Regions from separate parts of the Homo sapiens genome. Here region 1 is linked to region 2. Evidence: chromatin loops called from intact Hi-C (ENCODE). Cell type or tissue: HCT116. All regions are shown on one strand. Links, peaks and the distances in the headings refer to the core of each region. The heading gives the core; the rest is flanking DNA. Region 1 has its middle 76 kb from the start of CTB-49A3.2. Region 2 overlaps FSTL4 (follistatin like 4).

Region 1 (8,335 bases), core at 137-8,136, 120 kb before region 2:
CTGTAAGCATAAAGATACACACTGGATTTTGATGACTTTGTACAAAAAATATAAGCTGAGTACATGGTGAAATAATATTTTAGATATATTGGGTTGAGTGAAATGAAATATATATAAAATATAGTATTATAATTTCACCTGTTTCTTTTTACTTTTTAACATGGCTACTAGAAAATTTAAAATTAAATGTGATTTGCACTATATTTCAATTGGACAGTGCTGGTCTAGAGGCTGAAGGGAGGAAGCATTGTAGATGAAGAGCTCTTTGCATCTCCAAAGAGGACTTTCTCCTGCCTAGACTGGCCACTTGAGTGGCAGCTGCTCTGGGAAGCTGCGCATTCAGTTAATAGCAGCCCCACATGGGTGGTTGTTCCCCTCTTCTGCTTTCTGAGCCTTCTGGGAAACTGTCTCTGGGCCAGGCAGTGATGGGGCTGGGATAACCAGAAAGTGTTGAGGATCCCAGACAGAGAACATATTCAGGCCTACAGAGGAGGTTACTGCATGGCCATTATTCATAAAGGCTCCTATTCATTAGACAGAGGTCTCTCTGGATGGGGAGCAGCTCATATTCATTCCTATAGCCACAAAACCTGGCACAGATCCTTCATACAGTAGGCTGACTGGATGGATAGGTGGATGGTGGCAGGATGGTTTTTTAAGGACACAAATGAAACATAGAGACTAAAGACAGTGCAGCTGGATGAATGGTGGCTGGATAAGGCTCAGAGAGATGGACAGTTGGGTGGCTGGGTGAAAAGATGAATGAATGAAGGGGTAGATGGAGATAGAGGGTGTTGAATCTGGGGGTGGATAGATGAAAGGGAGATGGATGGATGGATGGATAAATAGATGGAATGGGTAAAAGGAAGATGGATGATTAGGCAGCTAGATAATTGAATGGTGGGTTGATGGAGGATGGAAAAAGAATGAAGGGGCTCATCCCAACACAAGCAAGCATTGGTCAAGGTTTGTTGTGGACATTTTACCTCTTCTGCCCAGTGTGCAGCACCTTTCCCTAACTCTTTTTGTTTTGCTCAGACATGTCTGGAGCTTCTCCAGGCTTTCATTGGATTCTCTGGAGAGTTCTCATTGCTATGGCTGTGCTAGTCAAGTCTCTCTCCCTAATTAGAACTGTTAGCTTCCTGGTGGGCCACCTCTGTCATTTTGAGGGTTGGAGAGCAGGTTGGCAGGCTGGGACATGTGTATGAGGGTGCAGATGATGTGTTTGTTAGACTGTCTGGGAAATTCTTTATGACAATCATTGTTTTATACAAACATCATAGGATTCTCCAAATAATCAAGGAGTCAAGAGTGTGAGAGAGGAAGAGAGAATAGAAAGAGACCCGAAGGATTCTGAATGAATAGGATAGGGGAGAGAAGATAGAGATTTCTTTTTACAACCCTATTCCTGATGCTTGTCGGAGTATAATAACTGCCTTCACATGTACAGACATGACTATGACCTTCCAGAAAGTCCTTTCTCTGTAGCCCATTCTCCTTTTTCATGTCCTAGAAGGCCACATGGAAAGCCTGAGTCTCAGAACAAAGTACTGCCTTGGTATTTCTGGATTTGAGTGGTTTCTCTGGAGGTGGCAGGAGTGGGTGCTGAATGGGAAGCTCGTAGCCTCTCTAGTGACAGGGATCCTAACAGTACAGAGGAGAGAGTAGTCATTCATTGTCAGCTAGTGAGGCTGCATCACTGCCCAGGACAGTGGGTGGGGGCGCCTGAATTTTCTGCATCCGCAAAGGCTTTAATCTTTGTGATCAGCAGTCAACTCATCACCATTAATTGAATTACATTTCGAACAAGCTTCCTGGAGAGGTTCCACTGCAAATGGTGCAGAAGGACGGCTGGAGCCCTTCTGCACACCACAGCTTGTTCTGCATGCTGGGGAGTAGTCTGAATGTGTAGTTGCCGGCAGTACTTTTCTCAGGAGATGTCCAAACCTTCCTCTAGCTCCCTTTCCTCTTATTTTTAAGATTAAAAACCACCAAATATCATCCTCAATACCCTAAGTAGCAAATAAATCACTTTCCCTACTGTATAATTGAAAGAAAACTGGACCTCCTTTTATTAATACAATCTCAGTACAATTATGCATCTAAAGGAAATGCACAAGGCCCTAGAAGCCTTGTGAGGGTCATGAACAGAGTTGCTGAAGGTTTCCTTAGGGGGGTTGCCAATGGGGAGTTATTTGGCAAATTTCCTAAATGTTCTCTCTTACCCGTTTATTTCCCTGATGCCTGGATTTTCTAGCAACTGCTGAGCTCTCTGCTTTCTCTTCAAAATGCTCAATCTCTGGGCTGGCTTTCTTCTCTCTGGCTCTGGCCAAGACCATTTAAACAACTTCCAGCTCCAAACTTTTGTTTTCCTTCCAGCAAAGGCAAGCCCATCCTTCTGCAGATGATTTAGACTCTGGCTCATTCCTGTTCTCTTCTGGTTTCTCACCCTGATCAGTATGATGAAGGGAGCCCGCCAAGCAGTTTTGGCCAAACGTGCCTGGGGTAATTCTAGCTTTTGGATGTGCAGACTGAGCTATGAGTGGCAGCCTCTGAAAGATGAAGGCTGAGGTGGAGAGAAGTCAGGGATGCTGAATGAGGTGCCCTCAGAGTGCTCCTGCCATCCTGAGATTTCACCTTTAGAAATGTGTTAGAAAATTGTCCTTGAGTAACAGAAGCCCACTTATACTAGTTCATGGCAAAAATTATTATAAAGACATAGGAGTTGATTTCAGAGCCTGAGACCAGGAAGGAAGCTGGAGCTCGGGAATGGGCGGAGACTAGAACCTGGAAAGTTGTCAATTTCCTCACTTCCTCCCTTGCTCCCTCCCTCTCCTCCCTTCGATTCTTCTCTCTCCCTCCCCCCTTCCACTTCCTCTCTTCTCTCTCCTCCCCTCTTTTTTCTCTGTAGACCAGCTTTCTCTGGCCATAACGGGGAAGATGGCCACCCCCACACTCTTTGAGCTTTGCTTGGCTCTCAGTTCCAGTCCCACGAGGAAGTTAATAACTGAGTCTACCTGGAGAAGATTCTCACTGACCCACCTTGGGGCAGGTAATCTTCCCAGGTAATAGGTCCTGTCACCTCTGGCCAGGGAGATGTGCTTCTGAGGTGCACACATGGCTGCCGTGACCCACACTTGTGGTGTGGGAAGGCAGTTTTCAGGACAATGGGATGACCCATGGGCTGGGTGAGTCATCCCTTTAAGGTGTTTCCCGCAGGAGGCACTTATGTGACAAATCCATCACCCAAGTGGGGGAAATGCTTATGGGGCTCCTGTTGCTATTAATGTGGCTAATCAGACGACATAGGATTTTGCACTATTGTCTGAGCAGTTTTCCATGTTATTACAAACATTTTATAATAGAGACTTTAAGTGACTTTATTACAAATTACTTAATAAGAATCTCATTGTGGGACAGGTTTTAATTTTGTTTCTACTATTGCAGGTAAAACAACAGTAGTCATCCTTATGCATAGGCCTCTATCTAGGTTTTGGATTATTTTCTTTGAAATAGATTGCCAGAGGTGGAATTATAGGTTAGAGTTTTTATTTGCAAATGAGAGAATCCACTTTCTCTAGACCTTGATGTTTAAGGAGAAAGGAGTCTTTATAGAAGATACTTAGCCACTTTGGGGGATGGGTGCAAAGAACCAGGTTGGGATATGACAGCAAGGAATGATGTTGCTAGGATCAGTGCTCTGCCCCATTATGGGACTTTCCAGTGAAATATCGGTGCTGCTGCGGCCTGCTGACTGGCACAAATGACCCCAGGGCTGGTCTTCAGAAGCTCTGCCATAGATTCTCTAAAAGGACCAGTTTTCTCCAACAGCATACTACTAGAAGACTGAGCTGCTTGCACATGGCTGTCAATTCATCTCCCCTTCCATCCATATGGTTGGGTCTGATTGGCAGAACCCGGGACACATGTCCTCAGTGTAGAGTGAGGATGTCTGATAAGTGGGCTTTGGCTTTGTAGTACAGGAAGGTAGGACACATGAGACTGCCAAAATATCAAGCGGTTATTAAAAAGATGCCAGTTGTCTATGAATGGTAGATACCTACTATGTGTTCAGATGTAAGTTTAGAGGAAAAACTATACAGGCTGGAGCAATGGCTCAGTGATATTGTTAAAAGCTCAGGTGCTTTCTCTCTTCCAATGTGTTGACAGAGTGTCCAAGGAGGAAAGGAAGGTATGGGAGCAAAGGGGATTTATTCTTAAGAGCTCTCCCTTTCCAGGAATCAAAGTCTCCAGCAGGGCCGGGCACAGTGGCTCATGCCTGTAATCCCAGCACTTTGGGAGGCTGAGGTGGGAGAATCATTTGAGCCCAGGAGTTTGAGACCAGCTTGGGCAACATGGTGAAACCCTGTCTCTACTAAAAAAAAAAATATATATATGTGTGTGTGTGTGTGTGTGTGTGTGTGTGTGTGTGTATGAATATATATATGTATATGTATATGTGGTAGCCAGGCATGGTGGCGCACACCTGTAATCCCAGCTACTCTGGAGGCTGAGGCAGGAGAATCACTTGAATCCAGGAGGTGGAGGTTGCAGGGAGCCGAGATCGCACCACTGCACTCCAGCCTGGACGACAAAGCGAGACTCTGTCTCAAAAGGGAAAAAGAAGTCTCCAACAGACTTTCTTGTAATGGTCTAAGTCAAGTACCCACTCCTAGACCTATCTCTGGCAAAGATAACGGGACTACCCTGGTTGCATCAAGGCTGGGGACATTGCCACCCAGGCTGGAGTGCAGTGGTGTGATCATAGGTCATTGCAACCTCAAACTCCTGGCCTCAAGTGATCCTCCTGACTTAGCCTCCTTAGTAGCTGGGACTACAGGCACATGCCATCATGCCTGGCTATTTCCATTTTCTATTTTTATAGAGATGAGTTCTCCCTATGTTGCCTAGGCTTGTCTCTGACATTTGGCCTCAAGTGATCCTCCCGCCTTGGCCTCCCAAAGTGTTGGGATTACAGGTATAAGCCACTGTGCCTAGCCTCAGCTGCTAGGTTCTGTTAGCAGGAACGAGCAGCTCTTGGGAAAGTAATAGTATCTGCCACAAGGGGTATTAACTTTTTTTGTATGAACGTTTTAAGACTCTTGATGCATATTGCCAAATTATCTTCAAAGTGGTTGTACCAACTCAAATTCTTATGAACAGCATATGGGTCTATATGTTTTACCACATCCTTGCCAGCTAGTTTCACATATTTATTTATAACCATAGTACTGAACTCTATTCTTAGTAATTCTGATAGTTTTTTAGATTAAATGACCTTGAATTTTATAGAAATACAATCTTATGAATGAATAAGTAGAAATGATTTTAGTCTCATTTTTAATGGTTACATTTTATTTATTTATTTATTTATTATTATACTTTAAGTTTTAGGGTACATGTGCAGAATGTGCAGGTTTGTTACATATGTATACATGTGCCATGTTGGTGTGCTGCACCCATTAACTCGTCATTTAGCATTAGGTATATCTCCTAATGCTATCCCTCCCTGCTCCCCCCACCCCAAAACAGTTCCCGGTGTGTGATGTTCCCCTTCCTTTGTCCATGTGTTCTCATTGTTCAATTCCCACCTATGAGTGAGAACATGCGGTCTTTGGTTTTTTGTTCTTGCGATAGTTTGCTGAGAATGATGGTTTCCAGCTTCATCCATGTCCCTACAAAGGACATGAACTCATCATTTTTTATGGTTGCATAGTATTCCATGGTGTATATGTGCCACATTTTCTTAATCCAGTCTATCATAGATGGACATTTAGGTTGGTTCCAAGTCTTTGCTATTGTGAATAGTGCCGCAATAAACATACGTGTGCATGTGTCTTTATAGCAGCATGATTTATAGTCCTTTGGGTATATACCCAGTAATGGGATGGCTGGGTCAAATGGTATTTCCAGTTCTAGATCCCTGAGGAATCGCCACACTGACTTCCACAATGGTTGAACTAGTTTACAGTCCCACCAACAGTGTAAAAGTGTTCCTATTTCTCCACATCCTCTCCAGCACCTGTTGTTTCCTGACTTTTTAATGATTGCCATTCTAACTGGTGTGAGATGGTATCTCATTGTGGTTTTGATTTGCATTTCTCTGAGGCCAGTGATGATGAGCATTTTTTCATGTGTTTTTTGGCTGCATAAATGTCTTCTTTTGAGAAGTGTCTGTTCATGTCCTTTGCCCACTTTTTGATGGGGTTGTTTGTTTTTTTCTTGTAAATTTGTTTGAGTTAATTGTAGATTCTGGATATTAGCCCTTTGTCAGATGAGTAGGTTGCAAAAATGTTCTCCCATTCTGTAGGCTGGCTGTTCACTCTGATGGTGGTTTCTTTTGCTGGGCAGAAGCTCTTTAGTTTAATTAGATCCCATTTGTCAATTTTGGCTTTTGTTGCCATTGCTTTTGGTGTTTTAGACATGAAGTCCTTGCCCATGCCTATGTCCTGAATGGTATTGCCTAGGTTTTCTTCTAGGGTTTTTATGGTTTTAGGTCTAACATGTAAGTCTTTGATCCATCTTGAATTAATTTTTGTATAAGGTGTAAGGAAGGGATCCAGTTTCAGCTTTGACATATGGCTAGCCAGTTTTCCCAGCACCATTTATTAAACAGGGAATCCTTTCCCCATTTCTTCTTTTTGTCAGGTTTGTCAAAGATCAGATAGTTGTAGATAGGCGGCATTATTTCTGAGGGCTCTGTTCTGTTCCATTGGTCTATATCTCTGTTTTGGTACCAGTACCATGCTGTTTTGGTTACTGTAGCCTTGTAGTATAGTTTGAAGTCAGGCAGCATGATGCCTCCAGCTTTGTTCTTTTGGCTTAGGATTGACTTGGCAATGTGGGCTCTTTTTTGGTTCCATATGAACTTTAAAGTAGTTTTCTTCCAATTCTGTGAAGAAAGTCATTGGTAGCTTGATGGGGATGGCATTGAATCTATAAATTACCTTGAGCAGTTTGGCCATTTTCATGATATTGATTCTTCCTACCCATGAGCATGGAATGTTCTTCCATTTGTTTGTATCCTCTTTTATTTCCCTGAGCAGTGGTTTGTAGTTCTCCTTGAAGAGGTCCTTCATATTCCTTGTAAGTTGGATTCCTAGGTATTTTATTGTCTTTGAAGCAATTGTGAATGGGAGTTCACTCATGATTTGGCTCTCTGTTTTTCTGTTGTTGGTGTATAAGAATGCTTGTGATTTTTGCACATTGATTTTGTATCCTGAGACTTTGCTGAAGTTGCTTATCAGCTTAAGGAGATTTTGGGCTGAGAAGATGGGGTTTTCTAGATATACAATCATGTCGTCTGCAAACAGGGACAATTTGACTTCCTCTTTTCCTAATTGAATGCCCTTTATTCCCTTCTCCTGCCTAATTGCCCTGGCCAGAACTTCCAACACTATGTTGAATAGGAGTGGTGAGAGAGGGCATCCCTATCTTGTGCCAGTTTTCAAAGGGAATGCTTCCAGTTTTTGTCCATTCAGTATGATATTGGCTGTGGGTTTGTCATAGATAGCTCTTATTATTTTGAGATACGTCCCATCAATACCTAATTTATTGAGAGTTTTTAGCATGAAGCGTTGTTGAATTTTGTCAAAGGCCTTTTCTGCATCTATTGAGATAATCATGTGGTTTTTGTCTTTGGTTCTGTTTATATGCTGGATTACATTTATTGATTTTCGTATGCTGAACCAGCCTTGCATCCCAGGGATGAAGCCCACTTGATCATGGTGGATAAGCTTTTTGATGTGCTGCTGGATTCGGTTTGCCAGTGTTTTATTGAGGATTTTTGCATCAATGTTCATCAAGGATATTGGTCTAAAATTCTCTTTTTTGGTTGTGTCTCTGCCAGGCTTTGGTATCAGAATGATGCTGGCCTCATAAAATGAGTTAGGGAGGATTCCCTCTTTTTCTATTGATAGGAATAGTTTCAGAAGGAATGGTACCAGCTCCTCCTTGTACCTCTGGTAGAATTTGGCTGTGAATCCATCTGGTCCTGGACTTTTTTTGGTTGGTAAGCTATTAATTATTGCCTCAATTTCAGAGCCTGTTATTAGTCTATTCAGAGATTCAACTTCTTCCTGGTTGAGTCTTGGGAGAGTGTATGTGTCGAGGAATTTATCCGTTTCTTCTAGATTTTGTAGCTTATTTGCGTAGAGGTGTTTATAGTATTCTCTGATGGTAGTTTGTATTTCTGTGGGATCAGTGGTGATATCCCCTTTATCATTTTTTATTGCGTCTATTTGATTCTTCTCTCTTTTCTTCTTTATTAGTCTTGCTAGTGGTCTATCAATTTTGTTGATCTTTTCAAAAAACCAGTTCCTGGATTCATTGATTT
Region 2 (8,335 bases), core at 78-8,077:
CACGTGCCTCATGGGGCAGGGGTATGGGATGAGCTGATGCTTATGACCTCACAACCGGCACGGAGCCTGCACCGTGTATGAATGGTAACAACACTGGCAACAACACTTGTGATGGTTCAACCCAACAGCCATTACCTGTGACTTTTGAGATGCCCTGTCCCTGTTTCTGCCCGTTCCTGTCTCCTGGCCCTCAGGATCATAAAGGACAGTGAGGAAGACAGTTATGAGATGAAGGGTGGGTGACATTGTTGAGGCAGGATGTGCCGACTAGGTTTGGGGACAGTCACTTCACCCTCCGAGTGGCCGCTGTGCAGGCTGGGTGGTCAGAGAAGCAGAGGGCTGAGGCCCAGAATGGGTTTGCATGTTCTGTTTCTGCAGAAAGTGAGGCAGCACCCCATCCTTCCCAACCCCAATACCTAGAATGGGGGCCAGAGTAGGGAGGGAATGTGTGGATCTGCTTCTGAGATGGGTCTCACCCCAGCCCCCAAAGCCTGGACCTGAGTCCCCAGGAGACAGGGGCTACAGGGGAATCTCACCAGGGAATGGCCCCTTGTGGGGGCCCCACAGCAGGGGCTGGGGGCAAAGTCTCCCCTTCTACCAGACACAAGCACAGGCACACTCCTGGGGGCCGCCTGGCCCAGGCCCAGGTCATGCCGAGCACAGGGTGCTGCTGGTGGCCACGCCTCTGCTTAGCTTCTGAGGTGGGGGCAGTGGGCTGTGCCTCCTCAAGGACTGAGGTGAGTGGGGACACAGGGCCAGGTCAGAAGCACATCCAGACACACAGCTGCTTCAGTAACGAAACCCACAGTCAGCCAGGAAGTAAACAAATTACAGGCTGCACTTTGTTAGCTCTGGGGAACATGAACGTGAGCAGACACTACTGATTTCTCATCAAACAAACAGAAGGCGGCGTCATAATCCAGAGACCCACTGCCAGGAGGGGCTGCAGCATGTGCCCTGGGCTGCTGATCTGCTGGGGTGCACCTGTCTTTGGGGGCCTTACACCATTCGTCCATAATTCTAGCCTCTGCTCAGTGGTGGATTTGTTTTCCCTCTTACAAGCTGGGCTGGGTAAGGCTAAAGCCTCCTGCAAGGCAGTGGCTCAGGTGTCCTTAGGAGACATACCAGGTCCAGGCCCAGGCTGAACTTCCTGACAACCTTAAGAAGGCAAAGGCCAGGTACGGTGGCTCACACCTGTAGTCCCAGCACTTTGGGAGGTCGAGGCAGGAGGATCACTTGAGCTCAGGAGTTTGAGGCCAGCCTGGGCAACATAGCAACACCCCTCTCTACAAAAAAATAAAAAAATTAGCCAGGCATGGTGGTGCATGCCTGTGGTCCCAGCTACTCTGGAGGCTGTGATGGGAGGATCGCTTGAGCTCTGGAGGTCGAGGCTGCAGTGAGCCAAGATCATGCCACTGTGCTCCAGTCTGGGTGACAGAGAGAGACCCTACTGCCTAAAAAAAAAAAAAAAAAAAAGGCAAAGTGAAGACATCATGAACTGAACCACTGCCCCATCAGGGGAGCCTTGGGTGGAAGCCAGGGAGACCCTGGGGCACTGCTGCACTCCAGATGTGCCATTGGGGAAGTTAGAGAGGAGGAAGACTCAGAAAACATCAACAAGGCTCCCCTCACTTCTGGACCCTCTGTTATGTGAACTCCCTCTTGGATGCATGTTTAATCTTAGGCTGGAAAAGGCGCTCCAGACTCTTGCAGCACACACATCTGACCCTGTCACTCCCCCATCAAACATCTGCGCTTCCCCACTGCCCACAGGGCAATTGCTAAGACTCTTAATGTTAATATTCAAGGACCTTTATGTTCTAGCCCCAGTCTGTCCCTATACACTTCTTTCTCACTCGCTTATTCCTGTCTCCTGAAGCCCCAGTCAGAAGGGCTCCTTTCTCTTGCCCCCAGAACAGTTGTTAGTGGTTACTTCGCCTCCCTGGAGGCTGCGGACAGTGTCTTTGTTCTCTACTCTGGTACGGAGCTTGTGACTCTCAGGCACTTAGCAAGTGAGTCAACCCAAATGATGACTCCCCATGTACGCCACCTGGATGGGCCACACACGATTGGGTGACTCATAAGTGCTTCTGAGAGCAACATTACTCGCTGCAAAATCTGACTGGCTCCTTCTTACTTGGCTCCAGGCGAGAGGGGTACATTTACTTTCTGATCAAATATTATTCTGATGCTCAGGGCATGCTTGATGTTTGCAAGTCAGAAAAGTTTAATTACATGTGTCATTAGAATGGCATTCTGTAATAGCTCTGTGACTGAATTCATTAATAGAATTCTTAACAGATAAGACAAATTAATATTTTGTTGCTCACGAAAGCTTCTCATTAAGAGAGTAGTGAAAAAGTGGTTAATATTTTGTTGCCAATCAAGATGTCTCATACAAACGACAAAGAAAGGAGGCCCACGCTCCTTCGTGCTCTGTGATCTCCCCGCCTTGGGTTTTGAAGGCCGATCAGCTTGCCCCCGTGCAGCCGTGTTTGGGAGTCACCACTGATTACAATGCCGGTGATCGTATTTCATCTCCCACTGCCGTGGGGTGAACGTGGCCACTGAGACACCTCAGGCTGAGGGACTCTGGGAGCCTCATCAACCCCAGAATCTTTGCTGCATCAGTGTTGCACTCCTGGGCTGTTCTCCCCTAATTCTTGCTTCAAAAATGCAAGTGAATCCCGATGACCTGGCTTTAGCCCCCTTCAGCCTGATTTCTTCTAAGGTTTGCTTTCCACACCGTCCCAAGTGGGCCTACTGCTTATGAGCACCTCTTGTGTGCCAGGCACTGAGCTGGGTCCTTGGTACACTTCAGCCTGAAAATGCCCATGTAAGGAGCACATCATGCTTTTTCTCCACAGGCTCAGAGAAGTCCAACAGCTCACCCGAAGCTGCTCTGGATTTGCTGGAGGCAGAGAAGCAGTGCCTCCCTCCCTGCGTGAGTCAAGGCTGACGTGGACAGTGAGACCTCCGTCCCCACTGCGAGCAGCGGGGGGCATGCCAAGGTCCTATCTGCCTGACTAGGGAGCCTCACCCAGCTGTTGCTGGCTGCTTGGTGGGGACTCAGGCTGCAAGCTGCTGAGAATATTATTTAGCAGCAGCAGGAATAATAATACAATAATAATATTAATGATAGTAACAATAGTAATGATGACAGTGATAATAGCATTTATAGAACACCATACGTGAAGAGCCTTACATGCATATTGTCATTTAGTCCTTACTGGAACCCTATGAGGCTGGTACCATTATTTATCCCCATTTCACAGAAGGGAAAACTGGAGCTTAGAGCAGTCAAGGTTACTAGACTAGTAACTTTCCAAGGTTCTAGTTAGTAAGTGGCAGACCCCAGGCTCATGCCCTTCCCTAGGAAGCTGTGCCGCCTCCTTCCCTCAGGTAGGGGAGGTGTGCGTGTGTTTTGTGTGTTTGTACACATCGGGCTTGGACCCCTGCGGGGCTGGTGCTGCCCTGCTCCCTCGTGTAGGGGGTTCTGAGAAGCACTGGGCCCTGCCTATTTGCGGGCTACTGACTCAACCACGAGCAGCAAGTGTTTCCTGGGAGATAATGAGGGGCCATTCATCTCTGGTTGCACCCACAATTACCCAAATTGCTAACCTTATTGTGAAAAGTAGAAATGCAATTGAGTTGGTGCTGGAGGCATGTTTGAGGGAGAGGAAGACCACTCAAAGTAATTTAATTAACTGATGGCAAGTACATTAAGTGGAGTTTTGCCTCTGCTTTTATTTCTGATGTCTTTCAGTGGAGCGCCAAGTAATGCACATGAAATGCTCCCACAGACACAGGTGGAGCTGTCCCAGTACTGATCAATCTTTCCTGGCCAAACATGTTTAAAAGCTGGCACTGCACCTTGTGAGCAGGTACAGTAGAGGACATCACACTCACAAACATGCACCCCAACACAGTCCAGTCTTTACAGATAGGACACTGCTCTTTCTTGCTAAGTTCTCAGACAAGCCCTGGCCATCGCAGGCCCAGAAAATGAAGGGTTCTGCCCATCCAGCATCTGTCCAGCAAGCACCCACCAGGATTGTGCTGCATTGACATTCAAAATTGTATAGGATACTGGCTATGTTCACCATGGTGGGAAATCACAAGAAAACAATCCTGTCCAGTGTGACAAGGCTAGGGGAAGGGCACTCCTTGGCAGCTCTGCCCAGGGTAGAACCTCCAGAGTGGCCCCCTCTTTCCATCTGCTTCCCCCATGACCCCCAGGGTGTAGCTGAAGGGGCCTAGAGAGTAGGAGAGGACTAACTTTGGTGGTTCCTGCAGCATTTCATGCTGGGTCTCTCTCCCCACAAGTCTCAGAGTTGGAAGGGACCTCCAAGGTCACTGGGTTTAGCTGCCCTCTTGTGGCTAGCAGCATTGCTGACCACAGTCCCTGCCTGAGCTTGCATATGCCCCTTGGGATAAGGAGCTCAGCGCCTCCTGTGGCGGCTCTGTCTCCATGGTGGGGCAGGTTTGATGGCTGGAATGGGGTTCCATCTAAGGAGCCCAAATTGATCTCCTTTTGAGGTGCACCTTGTGCTAGTCCAACTCAGGGGGTCACACAGCCCAGGTCAGCTCCCTTTGCCCCAGCCCCTACCCCACCACCTTCGAGATGTTAGCAGGAACTGACCATTCATCCCATGGGTCTTTCTTTTCTGGGCAAGCATCCCACTGTGGACCAGCTGTCCTGTCCTGAGCCAACAAGGCTAAGGCTGCCCTCTCTTCTGCATGAAAATTATATTCCAGTTACTGTAACCTAAGACCCGTCAGCTGTCCTGGCAGCTCACTACATGGGTGACATCACTCTGTCTTCTCACATGAACTTCTGGGAAGCCACATCACCTCTTGTGCCAAACCTGGACCAATAAATATCCTTGAATTATGCCACTTCTTTAAGTCTAATAGAAGGGAAGTATTGCTAACGTTTTTCTTATAGATTAATTCATTGAGGATCGGCAGGTTAAGAAATTACTCAAAGTCACAAAGCTGACGTGGGTGATGCTGGGACCCCAACGGAGGCTGCCTGGTTCCTCAGGGCACAGACGTACCCCCTGATGGCCACACTAGGCTGCATGAGCTCAGTTGCTTTCTTCTTCCACACAGCACCACTTAACTCATCACACCCTCATTCCCTTACCCAGCAATGAACGTCCCCAAGGTGGGTCCCCTCTGGCCTGACCTGGTTTCCCTCTACCTTCTCATCTGGCACCTGGCATTTGTCTTCCAGCCAACCCAGCCCAGTGGCTCACCTCTGCCCTCCACAGGGACCACCCCTTCCCTGCACACAGCTGTCTACAGCCTACCCAGCACTAGGGCCCAGAACCTCCTCCTAAGGTCCCCCAGCCCACTGTTCTCTCAGCTGTGGAGCCTGCTGCTCTCTCTGCTGGCCTGTGGTCCATCTCTCTGAGCCCTGTGAGCAGGCCCACACAGTCTGTTCTCAGGGTCACCTCCAGGCCTTTGCTAATGCAGCCCCGTTCAGAGGCCTCCTGTCCCACCCATCGCATCTCTCTTCTCTTCCTTAGCCGGACATAGCATGGCCACCATTCATCTATTTTCTGCTGTGGTGGGACTTGGATTTTCTGATACTGCCAAGCTGACAACAGGCTAGAAAAGCACCAAACACAGGATGTTAAACTAAAACTCTCCCGTCCTGCCACTGTCTGTGGCATCTTACCCAGTGTACTCTCCCAGGGAGGTGCGCTTGAGCTCAGAGTGAATTCCAGGTGACTTACATTGATGTCTTCCAAGTCCAGGAAGTTCAGGGTGAGCCCGTTGCGCTTCCAGATGATTGGTGGCCTCAGGTCTCCATGGACGGCGCAGGTCAGCACTGTGCTCAGCCCCACGGTCACTGTGGTCACACTGACCCTGTCCTCGGGGGCGAGGCTGAGCTGAACCACTTCTGCAGAGGGAAAGGAGGAGGCACGGTCAGGTGCAGGCCCAGGGATTGGAGTCTCAACTCAAGGTGAATAGCCATGAATTTCCTGGGTGGAAGAGGCCCAGAAGGGCTTCACGACTCCCTGAAAATTGTTTACAATGTGCTGACTAAATGTAGAGATAGACACTTTTGCTGGGCGAGGAGCCAAGACTTAGGTCAAATGCCCAAAAGGCTATGTGAGTCCAAACAGGTCAAAAACCATAAGTAATGTGCTGAGGACAATCTGGGCCATAGATTTGTGTCAAGCCAAGAATGTGGGCTGCGAAGGCCAGGGGGCCCACCACAGAGAGACCGGGGGGCAGGGGTGCAGCGCCCTGCTCACAGCTCCCCTGGCCTATTGGAGTCTGGGCCTTGCTAAGTGCAGACAAGGTCTGCTGAGTGAGCTAACAAGTTTCTCATCCATCTGGGGTCAGTTTTAAAGGTTGCGCTGTCTGAAGTCTGGGGAATGAACTGGCTGATCTTTGAAGGTTTGTTTCTGTCTAAGGATTCGCTGAACTTGGATTTGGATTTCTGTCCTATGAAAATGCACTGTAGCTTTTAATTTTTTGAAGAATACTTCAGGCTGCAGAAACTATTAATCCTTGCCATTTTGAACTTGATAACTGGCATTAGGACTGATCATTCTTCAGGCAAATGGGAAGAATCTAAGATAGTTCTCTGCAATCACAAGCTTTTTGAAATTCTCAGGATTTATGAAAAAATTAATCAAACTCAGGCTGCTCAAATGACCAAATGGGATCAGGCTTTGGGGGACAGTCAGCGGCCCACTGATGGGACTGGCTCCCTTTTGCTCTTCCCCCAAATCTGTGCACTCAGGGAGGCTGGGGCAATAGCCAGAGGTGGCATGAGCTGAGGGAAGCAGGCTGGCTCTCGGTGCAGTGGGTACTATTTTGTCTATTCCCTATTCATGCTTACGACTCTATTGGGACCTGGGGGACCCCAACAGATGTATCCCCCTGAACTGGAACGAAGCAGAGTTGGGAGCTGAGCTCTGCTATTCTGCGGGACGCTTGTGAGCTGTGACCAGGCAGCAGCAGCCCCGCAGGCAGCACATCTGTGCTCACACCCTCTTGCCCGTGTGTGTGGGAGAGGGGAAGAGGGAGCGAAAACAGCCGCAGGTGCAAGGCACAGCAGAGCAGCTGAATTGAAACAGGGTCCTGAGGTCAGACCCTGAGCAGCAAAGCCCTCCTTCTTCCACAGATGCTGAGTGGCTCCGCCCTGGGCTCACAAAGATGAACAAGCTACGCTAGGTGCTTCATCAGTGCTGTTGGATGGATGGATGAGAAATGGAGAAAATGAAATAAAGAAGTAAAAGAGCCAATAGGCCGGTGGGGAGGGGACAATCACACACAGGAAAAATGTGACTAACGGTGAAGGAACCCTCAAGGAAAGATGAGCACCCAGTGATGGATGCAGACGCAACTGGCATAATATTTTACCAACAATAAAGTGATGCATTTCAAGTTCCCCCTTAAATCAAGTTCTGCTCACTACCCTCCCATCTCCGAGTCATGAGGCTTATTGCCCAGGGCAGGAGAGAGAAGGCACTAACTCTGTAGCATGACCCGGCCTTTGGAGAGGGGAAAGAGAGAGAATGAGAATTTGCTAAAATGGTTTAGCTCCCACCGTACTCTGCGGGTCTGTAGGACTCAGACCTCAGCATTCTCCCCAAGAGTAGAGGAGGCATCCTTTCCTCATCAGATGACCACGAGGCTCCCCTGGGCCACGAGGCTTTGTGCCGCTGCTCCTGCCACCTGGGGCAACCGCATGTGTCTGGGCAGAGAGCCAGAACCACCTTGGCTCCTGGTATGGAAACAGGCCCAATTTTCCCAGATAACTGAAGCTTGAGAAACTTAAATTTGTTTCATCTGAGTTCTTTTAACAGGAAACCAAACACCAGGCCTCCTAGATCACTGCATCCGGACAATGAGACACACCTGCTGCCTATTGACCATCTCCTGTCTTACCCCTCCCTAATTCCCTGCTATCTAAACCCCGAACTTTAGTCAGAGAGATGGATTTGCAACCGGTCTCCCATTTCCAGGCTGATGTCATTGAGATTAAAGCCTTTCTTCCCTGGCAATATTCCATCCACTCAGTGATGGACTTTCTGTGAGGTGAACAACCAGACCTAGACCGAACCCCTGGTGTTCAGCAACATAATATCTGGACCTGAGAACTGCCTTGGGCTGCCAGACCAAGGTCCAAAGGGAAGTGCTCCTGGCCTCAAGGGGCATGGAGGCCAGTGGTGGCTGTGGGAGGCCTTGCTTGGGGGAATATCCTGACCCGCGAGTACACCAGACTGTGAGCCCAGATCATGAGCACACCCAGGGCTGAGCTCAGCTTCAAGTGACCTCAGACAGGGCAACTCAGAGTCCCTTGCCGTGG

What was found. Peaks named below come from ENCODE experiments on the same cell type or tissue, not always from the same donor. Only the 100,000 strongest peaks of a DNase experiment are listed, where the experiment ranks them.
Region 1: a loop joins it to region 2, with 3 times the contacts of the local background. A loop is called at or near these places in 61 of 110 quality-filtered maps.

Annotation. Positions count from the first base shown.
Region 1 is chr5:133,127,751-133,136,085 of GRCh38, forward strand. No RefSeq gene overlaps it. Among named protein-coding and RNA genes, the nearest start is that of CTB-49A3.2, 76 kb to the right of the region's middle. In HCT116, for the core only: no CTCF peak of the experiment used is centred there; DNase peaks (open chromatin) are centred at 2,931 and 3,171; H3K4me3 peaks cover 806 bases; H3K27ac peaks cover 545 bases.
Region 2 is chr5:133,243,666-133,252,000 of GRCh38, forward strand. It overlaps FSTL4 (follistatin like 4), which reads right to left. Exons shown (of 16, transcript NM_015082.2): 7 at 5,745-5,911. Among named protein-coding and RNA genes, the nearest start is that of FSTL4-AS1, 8.6 kb to the right of the region's middle. RefSeq lists enhancers at 142-663, 1,824-3,023. In HCT116, for the core only: a CTCF peak has its summit at 4,443; DNase peaks (open chromatin) are centred at 2,046, 2,940 and 4,406; H3K4me3 peaks cover 1,540 bases; H3K27ac peaks cover 2,572 bases.